Linked DNA regions of Homo sapiens: regions 1 and 3 are each linked to region 2. The links are chromatin contacts, found by Hi-C or POLR2A ChIA-PET in ENCODE. All regions are on one chromosome and are shown on one strand. The core of a region is the stretch at or near the end of the contact, and the rest is flanking DNA. Distances in the headings are between cores, read along the strand shown. Region 1 holds the start of ZDHHC1 (zDHHC palmitoyltransferase 1). Region 2 holds the start of TRADD (TNFRSF1A associated via death domain). Region 3 holds the start of ACD (ACD shelterin complex subunit and telomerase recruitment factor).

Evidence for each region. A loop is a pair of places that touch in the nucleus more often than their neighbours do. ChIA-PET counts read pairs that join two places held with the same protein, here RNA polymerase II (POLR2A). Pooled maps may share reads with other maps.
Region 1: a pooled map shows a loop between it and region 2 (3-fold over the local background). The contact joins the promoter of ZDHHC1 here to the promoter of TRADD in region 2. A Hi-C loop is called at or near these places in 3 of 50 pooled maps. POLR2A ChIA-PET finds 5 or more read pairs at or near these places in 4 of 52 experiments (HEK293, RWPE1, T-cell and 1 more).
Region 3: a loop to region 2 is called in a map of GM12878, with 9 times the contacts of the local background. The contact joins the promoter of ACD here to the promoter of TRADD in region 2. A Hi-C loop is called at or near these places in 1 of 168 maps with a recorded cell type or tissue (GM12878) and 8 of 50 pooled maps. POLR2A ChIA-PET finds 5 or more read pairs at or near these places in 1 of 52 experiments (activated CD4-positive, alpha-beta T cell).

Annotation. Positions count from the first base shown.
Region 1 is chr16:67,414,597-67,418,777 of GRCh38, reverse strand. It overlaps ZDHHC1 (zDHHC palmitoyltransferase 1), which reads left to right and starts at 2,301. Exons shown (of 12, transcript NM_001323627.2): 1 at 2,301-2,607. LOC124903702 (a long non-coding RNA gene) reads right to left here and starts at 2,875. Exons shown (of 2, transcript XR_007065093.1): 1 at 2,635-2,875. RefSeq lists an enhancer at 1,755-2,412 and a silencer at 2,245-2,634.
Region 2 is chr16:67,157,494-67,161,620 of GRCh38, reverse strand. TRADD (TNFRSF1A associated via death domain) reads left to right here and starts at 1,712. Exons shown (of 5, transcript NM_003789.4): 1 at 1,712-1,783. It overlaps FBXL8 (F-box and leucine rich repeat protein 8), which reads right to left and starts at 1,664. Exons shown (of 3, transcript NM_018378.3): 1 at 1,565-1,664. RefSeq lists silencers at 434-523, 1,544-1,683 and an enhancer at 2,284-2,543.
Region 3 is chr16:67,658,429-67,662,066 of GRCh38, reverse strand. It overlaps ACD (ACD shelterin complex subunit and telomerase recruitment factor), which reads left to right and starts at 1,807. Exons shown (of 12, transcript NM_001082486.2): 1 at 1,807-1,945; 2 at 2,022-2,164; 3 at 2,272-2,365; 4 at 2,454-2,530; 5 at 2,648-2,692; 6 at 2,804-2,838; 7 at 2,988-3,139; 8 at 3,251-3,347; 9 at 3,426-3,512. The coding sequence starts at 1,847. It overlaps PARD6A (par-6 family cell polarity regulator alpha), which reads right to left and starts at 1,107. Exons shown (of 3, transcript NM_001037281.2): 1 at 966-1,107; 2 at 390-612; 3 at 1-171. The coding sequence starts at 1,028. RefSeq lists silencers at 841-1,320, 1,631-1,740 and an enhancer at 1,894-2,477.

The sequences.
Region 1 (4,181 bases), core at 1,052-3,551, 260 kb before region 2:
GGGAATCGCCTGAACCCGGGAGGTGGAAGCTGCAGTCAACTGAGATCGCACCACTGCACTCCAGCCTGGGAGACAGAGCGAGACTCCGTCTCAAAAAAAAAAAAAAAAGAGAGAGAGAGAGAGATAAGATTTTTTTTGTGTGTGACAGAGTCTCACTCTGTCACTCAGGCTGGAGTAGAGTGGTGCGATCTCGGGTCACTGCAACCTCTGCCTCCTGGGTTCAAGCCATTCTCTTGCCTCAGCCTCCCGAGTAGCTGGGACTACAGGCACATGCCATCACGCCTGGCTTACTTTGTACTTTTAGTGGAGATGGGGTTTCACCGTGTTAGCCAGGATGGTCTCGATCTCCTGACCTCATGATCCACCTGCCTTGGCCTCCCAAAGTGTTGGGATTACAGGTGTGAGCCACTGAGACCAGCTGAGAGATAAGATCTTACTTTCACCCAGGCTGGAGTGCAGTGGCATGATCGTAATTCACTGCAATCTTGAACTCCCGAACTCAAGTGATTCTTTTCTCCTGCCCCAGCCTCGTGAGTAGCTGGGACTATAGGCACAGGCCACCAGGCCCAGCTATTTTTTTTCATCTTTTGTAGAGATGGGAGTCTCTCTATGTATCCCAGGCTGGTCTCAAACTCCTGGCTTCAAGTGATTTTCCTGCCTCAGCCTCCTTAAAGTGCTGGGATTACAGGTGTGAGCCACTGCATCCAGCCTCATCCTTCACCTTGATTTCTGGGTCATGATCTCTGTTTGACCCGAAGTTTTCCAATTCCAGATAAGAGTTAAGTAGTCAGCTTGTACTCTGAAGCCAGAATAGCATTGATATTTATCTCACATTGAGTTTGAGTTTATCAGTCTTGAAAACAAGAATTTAAGTAATAGGTTATGTCACTTGCACAAGGACCCACACACCTGTCATGTGACAGAGAAGGAGTAGTTATGTTGCCTAATAAAACATACAATAAGTATGCTTGTGACTTATACATTTTAGAGATAAGGATGTTTTCTTTCCCTATCTGTCATATCTGCCTTGGAGATGCGCACAGGACAGATAGCAGAAGACAAAGTGTCTTCCTGTCTTTTGAGAAAGCCTGAGCTCATAGAAGATTCCATTCTGAGTGTCCACAAGGAGAAGAGGAGAGGGGACTTTTAGGGAAACCAAGTTAGCAGGGAAGTCTCCCAGGTAGAGAAAGGGAAGGGAGGCTGCAGGCCATGGAGCAGAGGAAGCAGGTGTCTGTCCCTGGCAGCCCCAGGGAGAGGCAGGGGCCTCAGGCAGGGATGGCCTCATAGAGCCCAAACCTGAAAATCTTTGTGGACTGGAGCAATGGTTGTGGCCTCAGTACCAGACAAAACCCTGACCAGAGAGTTTTTTGCTTATTTGTTTTTGATTGTTGTTTTTTGCTATAGGAAAACATGAGTCCTTTGGAATTACCTAGCTAAAAGGAGTACAGTGGAGACTGAGACTGAATTTCCCGGCCGGGCAGGGGCTCACGCCTGTAATCCTAGCACTTTTGGAGGCTGAGGTGGGCGGGTCGCTTGAGTTCAGGAGTTCGAAACCAGCCTGGGCAACATGGCAAAACCACGCCTCTACAAAAAAATGCGAAAATTAGTCGGGCGTGGTGGTGTTCGCCTGTAGTCCTAGCTACTCTGGAGGCTGAGGCGGGAGGATCGCCTGAGCCCAGGAGTTCGAGGCTGCAGAGAGCCGTGATCGTGCCACTGCACTCCAGCCTGGGTAACAGAGACCAGTTTAAAAAATAGAAAAAGACTGAATTTCCCATCAGCCTGGAAGATTGGGGCTTGATTTTTGCTTGATTTAAAGGCAATAAATAAATGAGATATTTTGTGCTGCTTATTTTAAGCTCTTACGCTTCTCGCTTTATATTCTGGGGTACCTGCATTTTTAGTGGTGTAATTTATTTGTCTAGATCTGTTTGCCTCTTAACCTGTAAGCTCCCGGAAGGGTCGGGATATCATGGATGTTCCAGCACATACGCTCATTGAAGTGTGCAGGTTGACTGGGGTTGGGGGAGGTCTCTTCTTGAGAGCGGTGGTCTCAGGATAGAAACTGGAAGGGGGCGCTTTTGAGATGTTAGGATTTCGGGGAGACAAGCTGTGACTCGGGAGTAGGGAAAAGCGGATTTTCTAGACGAAAGGTTAGGAAGAATCTGGGAATGGGCCGACTGGGGCACCAAGAGGGTCCCTGGCAAGCCCCGCCCTGGCCGGGGGACCGGCGCGGAGTGACGCAGCGCGGTTTGGCCGCTGTGGGGCGCCGTAGCCCGCGCCGTTGTCAGGGGAACGGGCCCAGCGCCGGACGAGGCCCAGCCAGTCTGGGTCTGGCCTGGCCGCCCCTCCAGCCTGCTGGAGCCGGAGCCGGAGCCGGAGCCGGAGCCGGAGCCGGAGCCAGAGCCAGAGCTCGAGGACTCACCGGCCCAGTCTCCGTCCGGGATGGGGCCCCGCTCCCGGGCGCGTTGCCGCCCAGTCCCGGGGACCGTCCCTACCGCGAGGGTCTGAGGCGCGGCTGCCCCGGGGAGGGTGGAAGGCCAGGCGTGGGGCCCGAACCTCTGGCTGACTTTGGCAGGGCCCATCTGGCACGGCCTCCGCGGCGCGCAGGTGAGGAGTCCCCGCCCGGTTTCTCACCTCGGAGCCTGGCTTGAGCCACGGGGTAGCGGATGCTGCCGCCTGGCCGGCTTTGGGCTCGCTTCCGCCTGGAGCCGGTGGCCTGAGTTCCAGGGCCCCGGCAGAGCGCGGGGCTTCCTTTTAGCATGCATCAAGTTCACAGATCTTCCTTGAGCGCTTACTCTTTGCCAGGCTCTGTGCCAGGCGTGGGCACAGAGGACTCCCAACAGACGTGGTCTGTCTCCAGAACCCAGAGCATTAAGGAAGGGGGCTGGGAAGCGGATGTCATACATGACTAAAGTGATTTCAGGTCGGGTTAGGCTCTCTGGTATTGAAATGGAGGGGTTGGTCATGGAGGGTCTGTTTTAAAAGGAAACCATGGGAAGAGTTTTAGTTTTTTCTTTGAGACGGAGTTTCGCTCTTGTCACCCAGGCTGGATGGAGCGCAGTGGCACGACTCGGGTCATTGCAACCTCCGCCTCCCGGGTTCAAGCCATTCTGCTGCCTCAGCCTCTGGAGTAGCTGGGATTACAGGCGCCCGCCGCCACGCCCGGCTAAGTTTTATATTTTTAGTAGGGACGGGGTTTCACCATGTTGGCCAGGCTGTTCTCGAACTCCTGACCTCAGGTGATCCACCCGCCTCGGCCTCCGAAAGCGTTGGGATTACAGGTGTGAGCCACCGTTCCCAGCCAATTTTTTATTTTTTTGAGACAAGGTCTCCCTTTGTCACCCAGGCTGGAGTGCTGTGGTGTGAACATGGGTCACCGCAGGCTCCGGCTCCCGGGCTCAAGCGATCCTCCCGCCTCAGCCTCCCAAGTAGCTGAGACTACAGATACCCGCCACCACGCTCAGCTAATTTTTTAAGGTTTTGGTAGAGATGAGGTCTTACTATTTTGCCCAGGCTGGTCTCGAGCTCCTGGTCTCAAGGGATCCTCTTGCCTCAGCCTCCCAAAGTGCTGGGATTACAGGTGTGAGCCACTGCAAGCGGCAGAAGAGTTTTTTATTTTTTGTTTATTTTTATTTTTATTTTCCAGATGGAGTCTCGCTCTGTCACCCAGGCTGGACTGCAATGGCACAATCTCGGCTCACTGCAACCTCCACCTCCCGGGTTCAAGCGATTCTCCTGCCTCAGCCCCCCAAGTCTGGGATTACAGGCGCCTGCCACCACACCCAGCTAATTTTTGTATTTTTAGTAGAAACGGGGTTTCAACATGTTGGCCAGGCTGGTCTTGAACTCCTGACCTCAGGTGATCCAGCCACCTTGGCCTCCCAAAGAAGAGTTTGGATGAGTTTCACGTTTGAAAAGCTCACTTCACTCTGGCTGCTGAGCAGCATGGTTGTGACAGACATACCGGGAAGTCAGTTGAGGGCCATCCTAGTTCTGCCAATCTAGCTGTGCCTCCTAAAATAACTCATTTAGTGTCTCTGAGCCTCAGTGTCCTCATGATGGGAGTGGGTGTTCTGTATGTTTTTTATGAGGAAGTGAGAGGCCAGTCACATCTGAAATCAGTGACTACAGGGATCTACAAGAACAGTTGGAAATGATAGGACCTTCCTTAGAGCTCTATG
Region 2 (4,127 bases), core at 463-2,962:
GGGGCATCAGATAACCCCGAAACTTGTTCACAAAGCAGATTTCACCGCCTCACCTACTAAATCAGGCTCTCCGGAAAGGGTAAGGCCCAGGAATCTGCATTTCAACAAGCCCCTGTGACTCCACAGGTTCCACGTTGAGAACTCCCCTCCCACTTTTTTTTTTTTTTTTCTTTTTTTTTGAGACAGGGTCTCGCTCTTTACCCAGGCTGGAGTGCAGTGGCGCAATCACAACTCACTGCACCCTCAGTCTCCCGGGCTCAAGCAATCCTCCCACCTCAGCCTCCCGAGTAGCTGGGACTACAGGGGCACGCCACCACGCCTGGCTAATTTTTGTAATTTTGTTGCAGAGACGAGGTCTCGCTTTGTTGCCCAGACTGACCTCGAACTCCTAGGCTCAAGCGATCGGCCCGCCTGGGCCTCCCAAAGTGCTGGGATTACGGGCATGAGCCACCGCGCCCGGCCTGAGAAACCCCATCTTAACCCCGCCGGTTAGTAGAAAGTGACTACAGGGTTAATAAGGCGGGAGCGTTAATGTAGGCTTTTCTTTGTCAGGGACCATGAGCCAATCAGGAAGCGAGGCGTGGGCGGGGCAAAGCTGGATCCACCCCTGGAGGGGAGGCTCCTTCCCCGCCTCCGCCTCGCCGGGGAGATGTCCCGGGTGCTTCCTAAGACAGCCCCACTGGATGAAAAAAAACTTGGGTCTCTGGGACCTGACGGTTCTGGGGCCTGAGGGGCTCAAGATTTAAGTTCCGACCCCTGAGCAGCCCTGGCTCCCGCTGAGCAATTTGGGTTCGGCTGGAACTCCGCAGACCCACCCTGGAGCGCAGCCTTTAGAGGGGGATGGGTTACTGGAAAGTGTGCGTCCTCTTTGAAGTTGCCAATCCTGTTTGTTTTTGTTTTGTTTTGTTTTGAGACGGAATCTAGCTGTGTCGCCCAGGCTGGAGTGCAGTGGCGAGATCTCGGCTCACTGCAAACTCCGCCTCGCGGGTTCAAGCGATTCTTCTGCCTCAGCCTCCCGAGTAGCTGGGACTCCAGGCGCGCGCCACCTCGCCGGGCTAATTTTTGTATTTTTAGTAGAGACGGGGTTTCACCATATTGGCCAGGCTGGTCTCAAACTCCTGACCTCAGGTGATCCACCTGCCTCGGCCTTCCAAAGTGCTGGGATTACAGGCGTGAGCCACCGCGCCCGGCCGCCAATCTTGTTTTAAGGTTCTTAAAGGTTTGTGTACACAAGGCTTCACACTACTCGCCAGTTAATGTTCCCATATCTTCCGGGCTAACAGTTTCTCCCGGAATTTGTGCCACGTGTTTCCTGGGGCTTCAGATACGTTCGGCCGGGCTTGTACCTGGGACCCATGGGCACCCCGTTTTGAGTGCCCACTGGTAGCAGCGATCTTGAAGCCGGATCCCCAGGGGTACCAGAAAATTCTGGTCTCCAGGGGGCGCCCCCTTGATTTACCGAAGTCTGGCAGCTGTAGCTCTTACGAGCCCCCCGCCTCGTAAGAATCGCAAACCCCCAAAGTCGGGTCTTCCTGCCGTCTAACCTTGGGCGCTGGTGTCTTACCTGCTCGGCGGACCAGATGGGCTTTGCCCGGGGCAGGGGACTGGCAGCAGAGGACAGCGGACGGGAAGCAGCCACCGGGAGCCCGCGGGGCGGGACGCGCGGGCGGACGGGGCGGCTCGGGCTAGGGCACCGCCCCAGCGCCTCCGCGCACACCCGGAAGCGGCGGAGTAGAGCGGAGCCTGGCGGGCGTGGGAACCCAGGCCCCGCCGAGGCGGCCAGGTTAGTGCAGCAGGTGGGTGGGTGGGCTCCCCGGTGCGGGCGGGAGAGGAGGTGGATCTTGGCTCCGAAGCGTGGGCGCGGCGCAGATGTCACCGGCGGCTGCTCCAGCCAGCTGGTGGCGGCGGTCTACTGAGCTGTTCGAACACCGTGGGAGGCGGGGGACGGTACGGAATTTGGCCCCCGCAGGCTCCTCGTCCCTGCCAGCACTTTCGAGGTGCAGTAGGGCCCTGCAGGAGAGAGGGTGGGGGAGAAGGGGCTGGTTCTGAATACTTTCCTTGAGCGGAGACCCCCTTGCCCACCCCAGCCGATCGCACGTGCGAAACCCCAGCTTGAGGGTGGGCTAGTGGGAGCCTGGGAAGCTCCCCTCAAGCGCTCGGGAGCTGCGTAGCTGAGTAGGGGGTGTGCCCGGCGGGTCGCAAGGAGTCACAGGCTTTCAGTTCTGGGCCACGCCCACAGGCTGTCTCTGTCCACCCAGCCAGAGGTGGGGCTGCCCCCGGGACTGTTAGGTGTTCAGGGGGCACCGTGCGTGGCTCGTCCCTGGAAACAGGCGCAGAAGTTGTTAGGTCGGTACCTAAGCGCCCCACAGTCTCCGGCCACCAAACTTTCTCAGGACCCAGCCTGGAAGCCTCAGCCCCGCCCAAAAAGGGACGACTCCTGGTGGGTGGGGCGCGGGGCTTCCCAAGGAGGGGCTTCCGTGAAAGAACACGTAAGAAGAGCTGCCAGTCGGCGGATGCGAAACTAGGGCCCTGGCCTCTTTACCCTGTTAACTCGACCTCCAGCCTGGTTCACCTTCCCCATCTTCTAGTACTAGTGAGTGTGAGAAAGCATCCCCAGTCTCCAGGTTCCCAGTACTCCCCACCTCCCCCTCGACCCCCACAGACCTGATGGGCAGACAATGGTCCTGTTCGGTCCCCACTTCCACCCCTTGGGGTGGGACCATAACCAAGTCAAGCACTCTCAAGTCAAGGGGCCAGAAAGACATGAAAGAGGGAATGTTTCCAGGGGAAGTTCCCACTCTCTCCTACTCCCCAGGCCACTTTCGAAGGACTCCCCCCTTATCTCACCTCCGTGGCTGGCTCCCTATTATGGACCCACTTGTCACCTGCAGAGTTTCCTGTTTTTTCTTGTTTTGCTTTTAAAGAAAACAAATTTATTTTGCTCTTTTAATACAAAGAAAATATGTCTACTTCACATAAAGCAGAAAATATTGCTAAATACAAAGAAAATAAAAATCACCCACAATCCTTCCCCACCCCCACCTACCTTCCTTCATCCTGCCCAGAGATAAACAAAATGCAAACTTCCTGTTACTATCCAGACTGTGGTTTGGCGTAAGTACACAAGTATTAATGTTTTCTATGAAAAGATTAGAAGGCTGGGTGTGGTGCCTCACACCTGTAACCCAGCACTTTGGGAAGCTGAGGTGGGCAGATCGCTTGAGCCCAGGAGTTTGAGACCAGCCTGGGCAACATGGTGAAACTCCATCTCTACTAAAAATACAAAAACTAGCCAGGCATGGCGGCGTGTGCCTAAAGTCCCAGCTACTTGAAAGGTTGAGGTGAGAGGGTTGCTTGAGCTGGGAAGGTCAAGGCTGCAGTGAGCTGCGATAGTGCCACTGCACTCCAGCCTGGGTGACAGAGCAAGACCCTGTCTCAAAAACAAGACAATTGAAAAAACAAAGGTCGAGAGTAGTGCCTTACTCCTGTAATCGCAGCACTTTGGGAGGCCAGGGCAGGAGGACAGCTTCCTGTTCCTCATGTAAACAGATGGCAGCTGGGCCACCCCATCTGTCCTGCCCCATAGCTAACACTCAACACTCCTCTTAGCCCACCATATATAAACCCTGATGAGAGTACAGGAGTGTGACTGATGGGGCAGGAGGTAGGGCCTTGAGCCCATGATTATAGGAAAAGGGTGGGTAGGAAAAGGGTGAGGTGGGGAGAAAGAGGAGGCAGTTTTCTACTTGCTGTCTCACGGGGTAGTAACTGGGAGACCATTGAGCTGTAGGTCAGTGCAGTGGTTCCTTGGCTGGGAATTTTGCCCCCGCTGGTCCAGAGCTAGGTTTTTGTCAGAAGATGGAGGAAGGAGATACTATACTAGCACCAAGGGGCCCTGGCTTTTTCTGGACAGGGAAGGAATAGAGCAATTTGTGTTGGAAATGACTGGAGCCGAACTCCAAGGGCTTTATAACAAAAAGGAATTATTTAGCTCACATAACTGAAAAGTCCAGTGTGCAATGGCTTCAGGGACGGCTGGATCCAGGGGCCTAGTATGCTTAGGAATGCACTTCTCCATCTCTTGACTCTTTCTTTCTGTGTCAGCTTCATTCCCAGCCAGGCTCTTC
Region 3 (3,638 bases), core at 558-3,057, 500 kb before region 2:
TCTCAGGCAGTAGGTCCACGTCTATGACTGAGGAAACCTGGCGGAAATCTTGGGGCAGGCTGATTAGCAAGGGTGGCCGGGTGCGCAGGGGTGCCACTGGCCGCAGCAAGAGCCCTTTCTTGCGCCGCTGCAGAGAGTTGGAGGCAAAAGCCAGGCCGCTGGAGTCAGCTTCTGCTGCAGAAGAGGGGGGATGTTGAGATCAGAGACCTGCTCCCCGACTTGGGCTGTTTACAGGGGGCACTGTAGCTATTTCCTACCACTTAGAGGTCAAGCCAAGGGCAGGGACTGCAGAGGGTGACGCTTGGGTACCCTGGGCATGGACTAACCCTTGTAGACCTGCCCCACAGACACCTTACCCCACAGAGGCTGCCCACTGTACCCCTCCTCACCCCGCTTCTGCACCAGTAGGCGCAGTGGCGGGGGCCCGCTGGCCAGGGCCCGGTGCAGGCTGTCGTCGTTGGTGAGGGGCAGCAGGTCGCCATGAGCATCCGTATAGCCAAGTAGCACGTCCAGGCCCGGGATCTGGTGCACCGCCCGCAGCAACCGCGAGAACTCCTGGAAGCCGCTCACCGAAGCGCGAGGCAGCGCGAAGCGTCGGAACTCGGCGTCAAACTGGAAGTCGGGGTTGGGGGAGAGGAGGAGTCAGGACAGCCTGCGCCCCTTTCTCACCGCAGGCTGGCAGGAATGGGAAAGATGCGGCTGCCGCTTTTGCGGCAGCCTTAAGCCCAGACCTCAGCTCCAGTACCAGGGACGCTGTCCAAGGTCTTCTTACCGCCCTCCAGGTACTCAGGCCACAGAGAGCTGGAGACCAGCAGTGGAGGAAGGAAGACGGATGGGGGAAGGCGAGCAGAAAAGCAGAATGGGACTTGGAGGATAGAGGGAAGAGGTGGCGGGGACCAAGGAGCTGGGAAGGGGAGAAAGAGGGAATTGGGAGCGCCTAGGGCCGAGGCCGGAGGAGCCCTTACTTTGCTCTTCACCTCGACGATGCTATCGGGACTGCGCGCCGGAGTCCTCTGCGGCCGGGCCATGGCGGGGCCGGGCGGGCCGGGGACGGTGCCCCAGGCGGCCCGCCGAGGCGCAGGTGCACAGCCCGGCCGGCCCGCCCGCGCCGCCCCGCCCCTGGCGGTAGCACACGCCCCGCCTTCCCATCCGGAGCGTGACGTCAAGGGGGCAGCGACGCAGAGTGGAACGCGGAGTCCACGTTTCCTAGGAAACGGAGCCGTGGATGGAGAGGAGCCGTCCTCCGCTCTTGCGTCATCACGCTGAGGTCCGCGCGCCCCCGGAGTCTGGGGAGCAGGGCTCCGCCAATCCGAGGGGAGGGCGAAGGAAGTACCATTTATTTAGCGCTGTGTGTGTGCTCTTATTTCCACTGGCCTTACAAGACCGTGCACTGTGTAGATGAGGAAACTGAGTCATAATAAATATGTGCTGAACCGTTCGGGGGTCACACGGTGCTGAAATGGTTTCGAGTCAACTCGCTCGGACGGCACTCGGCCTCAGCCTCCGGCCCTGGAACCCTCTCCAGGGACGGGACCAGCCCTTGTTCTGTTCCCTACCGGTACCACAGGAATCTTGACGAACGGCCCAAATGCCTGGCCGCTGTCAGAGTGACGCCGCGATGAGAGTAAACGGGCCAGCATCCCGTGCACCAGCGGGGTGGACCAGCGGGAGTCTGCACACAGGCCCCCGAGCAGGACGCCCTCGTGCGCAGGCGCGGGGTGTACGTGGGCGGGGCCTCCTCCTCCGGCCCCGCCCAGCGAAGGAGCTTCCTCTTCCGAGGAAAGGCGGGGCCTGGGCGCCCGCGGGAAACCCGGGCCCGTTGCATCCGCTGGGTGTAGCCGTGGGGATGGCAGGTTCGGGGAGGCTGGTCCTACGGCCCTGGATTCGGGAGCTGATTCTGGGGTCAGAGACACCCTCCAGTCCACGAGCCGGGCAGCTGCTTGAGGTGAGCCCCCATTCAGGGCCCGGAGACCGAGGCGGAGGCCCGGGGTGGTGGGATTGACGCCGCTCGCCGCCGTCAGGTACTACAGGACGCCGAGGCCGCGGTCGCGGGCCCATCCCACGCCCCTGATACGTCCGACGTCGGGGCCACGCTGCTTGTGTCTGACGGGACCCACAGTGTCCGATGCCTGGTGACGCGGGAGGCCCTGGACACCTCGGACTGGTGAGAGGCCCCGCGCGGCTCTGGAGGTCGGAGTCCGGCAGGAGAGCGCGAGGTGGGCGGGCCTTGTGTTCAGGTGGGCCCGGCAGTGAGGATCCTGCTTGTTGCAGGGAGGAGAAGGAGTTCGGCTTCCGCGGGACAGAGGGCCGGCTGCTGCTGCTGCAGGACTGCGGGGTTCATGTCCAGGTCGCTGAGGGCGGCGCGGTGAGTGGTGAGACTGCCTTGGGCGGGTTACCGGGCATGACTCTTCGTGACGATTCTGAGACCCCCCCTTCCCCCCGAACTCCTCCAGCCCGCAGAGTTCTATCTCCAGGTGGACCGCTTCAGCCTGCTGCCCACGGAGCAGCCCCGGCTACGGGTGCCTGGTTGGTAAGTGATGCCTCCGCCCTCCAGCAGCTCTCCCCACCCCAGCCTGGCCGGCGCTGGCAGACGCCTATGGGGTAGGAGGGCTTGGGCCCCCATTAACTACCCTTCTCTTTTTCTTAGCAACCAAGACTTAGATGTTCAGAAAAAGCTCTATGACTGCCTTGAGTGAGTCTGGGGTTGGGCTCGGGGGCCACGTGTTGTTTGGTGAGGGGATGGTGTATCTAGGTAGACAGGCCTCAGCATGGTTCCTGAGTCCTGGCCACTCTCTTCCTGTAGGGAGCACCTTTCAGAGTCCACCTCGTCCAATGCAGGTACTGTAGAGCTTGACCAGTGATCCTAACACGCTGTGCAGTGATCTCTCCAGCCTTAACCTTATGCTTCCTCAATAAGCTGTCTTCCCCCTCACCCTCCTGGTCCTCCCCTTTAAGCCTTGACTCATCCCATGGTCCCCTGTCCCCAGGCCTATCACTGTCCCAGCTTCTGGATGAAATGCGGGAGGACCAGGAGCATCAGGGGGCACTCGTGTGCCTGGCTGAAAGCTGCCTGACACTGGAGGGCCCTTGCACAGCACCCCCTGTCACCCACTGGGCTGCCTCACGATGCAAGGCCACGGTCAGTCTGGGGATTTGCTTGGGAGATGTCAGGGTGAGGAGTTGGGCAAGGGTCATATCCCACAGGACATGAGAGTAAACGGGCCTGTCCTACAGAGTTCATGTCCCACAGGGAGAAGCTGTGTACACTGTCCCCAGCTCAATGCTGTGCATCTCTGAGAATGACCAGCTAATTCTGAGCTCTCTAGGCCCCTGTCAGAGGACACAGGGTAAGGGGGACTGGAGAGGTTGGGGGGATACCTGGGGCCCAGGTCCACAGTGCTGATAAGACTTCCTGAACCCCCCAGGCCCTGAGCTGCCCCCACCAGACCCGGCTCTGCAGGACCTATCTCTGACCCTCATAGCCTCTCCTCCTTCCTCACCCAGTTCCTCAGGTGAGGTGATGCACAGGTCACAGGCACTCACTGCCGCCTGTCAGTCAGGTTCCCGGGCTGCGCAGGATGCTGTGAAAGGTGCACGGTGGGTGGGGGATGAACACGGTCCCTGCAGTCCTGTCTGAG